2 separate regions of the Homo sapiens genome follow, and region 2 is linked to region 1. A link is an interaction called in ENCODE POLR2A ChIA-PET data of the cell type or tissue named here. Cell type or tissue: endothelial cell of umbilical vein. All regions are shown on one strand. Each heading gives the region's core, and the rest is flanking DNA. Links, peaks and the distances in the headings are about the cores only. Region 1 has its middle 20 kb from the start of MDM1. Region 2 has its middle 42 kb from the start of RAP1B.

Region 1 (2,920 bases), core at 92-2,591:
TAGCGTTTTCCAAACTATGGGCCCTACTGCTAAAGAACACACAATCTGCCTGGGTTTGAATCCTTGCTCTACTACACTAGCTGTGTGAGTTTAGGCAAGTTACTTAATGTCCATGTGCCTCAGTTTCCTCATCTGCAACATGGGGAAAATAATAGTGCCTATTTCTTTTTGTTTGTATTTGTTTCTGTTTTTGTCTTTTGAGATGGAGTTTCACTCCGTCTTGTTGCCCAGGCTGGAGTGCAACGGCACGATCTCGGCTCACCACAACCTCTGCCTCCCAGGTTCAAGCAATTCTCCTGCCTCAGCCTCCCGAGTAGCTGAGATTACAGGCATGCGCCACCATGCCTGGCTAATTTTTTTTTGTATTTTTAGTAGAGACGGGGTTTCTCCATGTTGGTCAGGCTGGTCTCGAACTCCCGACCTCAGGTGATCCACCCACCTCAGTCCCCCAAAGTGCTGGGATTACAGGCTTGAGCCACTGCGCCCGGCCAATAGTGCCTATTTCATGAGATGGTAGTGAGAATTAATTTAGTTAATATAGGTGAAAAATGTAAATACTGACTGGCTAATTGTAAGTATTAAATATTATCATTATTCAATTCTACAGAACAGTAGTTCCAAGAGATGTTTCTAGGGAAACAAGAGCCTGTGGTCAAATAAGATTGAAAACGCTTCACACTAACATATGTCATCAAATCTACAAAGTTATTGATTACATACCACTAGGAAAGAAAAAGCAATGCCAATTAAATTAGGACACAATGCTTTCCCCAGGGATTTGGCGATTTTCCTGGTTTCAGTTGTGTTGCTCCCTTGGTGAGTGGTAGCCACTCCTTGTGCGCCTACCTCGGTAACAAATATAGCCCTAGCTACTGGGTATCTTCCTTTCTTAAGTTCTATCAAGCATTTGGTTATTGCTTTGCAAGAAGATAAGGAACTGTAGTGCTGTGGGCTAGATGTTTGTCCTCCTAAAATTCATACATTGAAATCCTAACCCCCAAGGTGATGGTAACAGGAGGTGGGGCCTTTGGGAAGTGATTAGGTCCTGAGGACAGAGCCTTTATGAGTGGGATTAGTGCACATTAAAAAATGCCTGAGACAGGAATATTCAGCCCCTATTCAGCCTGAAGAAGTTACAGAGGGTGACTCTTCATCCCTCTGTAACCGTTAGGATTAAGGGTCCCCTTGTAAAAAGGGAGGGGAAAACATGTCAGAGGCATTTGAACCAGAGCAACTCCATCTTGAATAGGAGCTGGGTAAAATAAGGATGAGACCGACTTGGCTCCATTCCCAGGAGATTAGACATTCTTAGTCACAGGATGAGATAGGAGTTTGGCACAAGATACAGGTCACAAAGACCCTGCTGATTAAACAGGTTGAGGAAAAGAAGCTGGCCAAAACCCACTGAAACCAAGATGGGGATGGAAGTGACCTCTAGTCATCCTCACTGCTCATTATATGCTAATTATAATGCATTAGCAAGCTGAAAGACACTCCGCCAGTGCCATGACAGTTTACAAATGCCATGGCAATGTCAGGAAGTTAACCTGTATGGCCTAAAAAGGGGAGGAACAGGAACCCTCAGTTCAGGGAATTGCCTACCCTTTTCCTAGGAAACTCGTGATAACCCACCCTTTGTTTAGCATATAATCGAGAAATAACTATAAGCAGCCCATGTGGCTACTCTGCCTATAGAATAGCCATTCTTTTGTTTCTTTACTTTCCTAATAAACTTGTTTTCACTTTAACAACAACAGCAAAAAGGCCTGAGAGAATCTCATTGACGCTTCCACCATGAGAAGACATGGTGAGAAAGCACCATCCATGAACCAGAAAGTGTATCCCCTTACCAGACTCTGAATCTGCCAGAGCCTTCACCCTGGATGTTCTAGCCTCCAGAACTTCGAGAAATAAATTTCTGTTGCTTGTAAGCTACTCGGTTTGTGGCATTTTGCTATAGCAGCTCAAATAGACTAAGACATGTAGTTAACCTACAATGATGAGCTTCTGCTGCTCTAAGATCTTGTATATACCCGACTGCTCTGTTTCCATACCTTTTGACATATACAGTAACTTTTCATGTCAATACCAATTCATGGTGTGATCTTTATGAAGATACTTTAAAGAGCAATGAAACATCATTCTATGCTGTGCTAGGAATATACCTAACTCAGCTGATGTGACAACAAAAATAGCTATGGCCAACATCGCATGTACCCAGGCAATGACAACCATGGCAAAACTGCTGCCTGACCAACAACTGCTATAAGATACCACTGACTGTAAGAAGCATCCTACCTCAGAGATAATAAAGTACAGAGGGAAGTGCTACTTAGAATTGATGAAATATTTATTCCCCCTTTAAGAGATCACCAATGCATATTAACATATTAAAGGTGCAAGGAAGCCCTGCAGTAAAGAAACCCTCTTCCCTGCTTTAAGCCAATATTGAACCAGACAGCCCTCTTTACAAGTTATACCTATCAACATGTTGGCAAATTCATATCAACATATTCTACTGAAATAGAATCTAACAAATCTGAGCATAATCAAGTAATCACAGGGAATTTTTTCAACCGCTTTATAGTCAAGCAGCTATATAGTCAACCAGGAAGACTGACCTGGTTGTGGAATCAAAGACAGAAAAGTAGCCCCCACAGAAATCCTAGAGACTAATGATGATAAGTCAATATCTCCATATTCTTAAAGAAGACACTTGCCGGCCGGGCGCGCTGGTTCACACCTGTAATCCCAGCACTTTGGGAGGCTAAGGCAGGTGGATCACCTGAGGTCGAGAGTTTGAGACCAGCCTGGCCAGTATGGTGAAACTCCGTCTCTAATAAAAATACAAAAGTTAGCCAGGCATGGTGGCACATGCCTGTAGTCCCAGCTGCTCAGGAGGCTGAAGCAGAAGAATTGC
Region 2 (2,920 bases), core at 186-2,685, 220 kb after region 1:
ATAGTGTATTAAACTAAAGAAAGGTGGGGGCAAAACATATTTTAGTCATCTTGTGACCACAAGTACAAAGAAAGGTAGGACCAACCTGAGCAACATTAAAAAAACAAAACAAAAAAAAAAAAAAAACAAGGAAAGGATTATGATAAGAAGCCTTCTGAAATATCAAAAGATTTTCACAGTCAACAAAACCTGGGCCCTCCCTGTGATAACTCAGAAACACTGTTTGTCGAAACCAAATTATCCTGTGCTTCACGTGAGAGGCCTTTAATTTCTTTTTTTTTCTTTTTTCTTTTTTCTTTTTTTTTTGAGACAGTCTCGCTCTGTTGCCCAGGCTGGAGTGCAGTGGTGCAATCTCGGCCCACTGCAAGCTCTGCCTCCCAGGTTCATGCAATTCTCCTGCCTCAGCCTCCCGAGTAGCTGGGACTACAGGCGCCCACCACCACGCCTGGGTAATTTTTTTGTATTTTTTTAGTAGAGATGGGGTTTCACCGTGTCAGCCAGGATGGTCTCGATCTCCTGACCTCGTGATCTGCCCGCCTTGGCCTCCCAAAGTGCTGGGATTACACGCGTGAGCCACCACACCCAGCCGAGAGGCCTTTAATTTCAAGTAGAAGTGTGCAATGGATAAATCTAACTTGCTAAAGTAAATTCTAACAATTGAGCTGTGAAATACTGAAGCCTCTTCACATTCAAGAAATGATTTCCGCATTTCTTTCTTTTTCTTTCTTTTTTCTTTTTCTTTTTTTTTTTTTTTTTTTTTTTTGAGACGGAGTCTCGCTCTGTCGCCCGGGCTGGAGTGCAGAGGCGCGATCTCGGCTCACTGCAACCTCCGTCTCCCGGGTTCACGCCATTCTTCTGCCTCATCCTCCCGAGTAGCTGGGACTACAGGCGCCTGCCACCACACCCGGCTAATTTTTTCTATTCTTAGTAGAGACGGGATTTCACCGTGTTAGCCAGGATGGTCTGGATCTCCTGACCTCGTGATCCACCTGCCTCGGCCTCCCGAAGTGCTGGGATTACAGGCGTGAGCCACCGCGCCCCGCCTATTTCTGCATTTCTAAGAATTCACAGGATAAAACATACGATTGTGAGATTCCTCTAATGATACTCTTTCAGAACACACACTCACTTTATAACTCATGACTCTCCAAGAAGCTTTCCCAAATGTGACTCCCACAATCTCAATCAATTCCTCATGGAATTCTTGATTCTGCCTCTTCACAGCTACATTCAGCCATAATTGGGAAAAATCTCATGAAAATAATTCTACAGCCTTGTTCTTGACAATCATGAGTGCCTTGATCTTCAGGACAGTGCTATCTAAAAGCCTTTCCAGATATGCAAGGGGTAGGGACCATCCTCCTCACCCTTCTAGATTACCGCCCCACTTCCCACCTACCTGGGATTTAGTTTACTGGCAAGATTCACCCCGCCCAAGGCCTACCCTACCCAACCTACTTCAAGCCACTAGAAACTACAGTACAGGAGTACTTTGGCCCAACTCCATAAAAAGGGAAACACCTGTGCAAAAATAAACATGGTGATTTTCTTACTGACCACATCCCAACTCAAGAGCACTTTAATATCCATTTCATAATGCTGTTTCCACAAAGGAGGCAGGTATGTAATACCAACTGAAACCCAATCAAATCCAGAAAAAGACCATGAAGTTGTATTGCAACTAATCTTTACATTCACATGTAACAGATTTAATGTTGTTGGGTTTGCTTGTTTGTTTTTGAGACAGTCATGCTCTACTACTCAGGCTAGGGTGCTGTGGCTTCATCATAGCTCACTACAACCTTAAACTCCTAGGTTCAAGGGATCCTCCCACCTCAGCCTCCCAGGTGGCTAAAACTACAGATATGTGCCACTGTGCCGAGCTATCTTTTCTATTTTTTGTAGAGATAGGGTCTCTATGCTGCCAAGTCTCAAACTCCTGGGCTCATGCAAGCCTCCCAAAGTGCCAGAATTACAGGCATGAACCACAGTGCCCAACCCTAACATTGTTATTTTTTAACAAATAGTTTTCTATTTCTCAGTTTTCATTTTGAGAATGATAAACATTGATATATATAATCTATATAAACACAAGCTCTTTGGGGCCTGAATTATTTTTAAGAGTTTAAACAATCCTGAGACCAAAAAGTTTGAGAACCATTTTCCTAGGGAAAAACAAAACAGATTTCAGAAAGAGGGATCTGCTCACTACCCCCAATGCCCTCCAGTCTTGCTTTCTCTGCTCCCTTCTACGTAAGCCCCACCCAAGCAGTCTTTAGAAATGTCAGTCTAGGCCAGGCCTGGTAGCTCATGCCTATAATCTCAGCACTTTGAAAGGCCGAAGCAGGCGGATCACCTGAGGTCAGAAGTTTGAGACCAGCCTGGCCAACATGGCGAAATCCCATCTCTACTAAAAAAACAAAAATTAGCCAGACGTGGTGGTGGGCACCTGTAATCCCAGGTATTCAGGAGGCTGAGGCAGGAGAACCACTTGAACCTGGGAGGCGGAGGTTGCAGTGAATGGATACTGCGCCACTGCACTCTAGCCTGAGCCACAGATCGAGATTCTGTCTCAAAAAAACAAACAAAAAAAAAGGCCAGGAGTGGTGGCTTACGCCTGTAATCCCAGCACTTTGGGAGGCTGAGGCGGGCGGATCACCTGGGGTCGGGAGTTCCAGACCAGCCTGATCACCATGGAGAAATCCCATCTCTACTAAAAAAACAAAATTAGCTGGGCATGTTGGCTCATGCCTGTAACAGCTACTCGGCAGGCTGAGGCAGGAGAATCGCTTGAATCCGGGAGGCACAGGTTGCAGTGAGCCGAGATCGCACCATTGCACTTTAGCCTGGGCAACAAGATCGAAATCCCGTCTCAAAAAAAAAAAAAAAAAAAAAAAAAAAAAAGGCCGGGCGCGGTGGC

Evidence for each region. ChIA-PET counts read pairs that join two places held together with the same protein. Peaks named below come from ENCODE experiments on the same cell type or tissue, not always from the same donor. Only the 100,000 strongest peaks of a DNase experiment are listed, where the experiment ranks them.
Region 2: POLR2A ChIA-PET joins it to region 1 with 9 read pairs; 5 of 35 experiments call an interaction of 5 or more read pairs at or near these places.

Annotation. Positions count from the first base shown.
Region 1 is chr12:68,350,992-68,353,911 of GRCh38, forward strand. No RefSeq gene overlaps it. Among named protein-coding and RNA genes, the nearest start is that of MDM1, 20 kb to the left of the region's middle. In endothelial cell of umbilical vein, for the core only: no CTCF peak of the experiment used is centred there; a DNase peak (open chromatin) is centred at 1,320.
Region 2 is chr12:68,567,593-68,570,512 of GRCh38, forward strand. No RefSeq gene overlaps it. Among named protein-coding and RNA genes, the nearest start is that of RAP1B, 42 kb to the right of the region's middle. In endothelial cell of umbilical vein, for the core only: no CTCF peak of the experiment used is centred there; no DNase peak of the experiment used is centred there.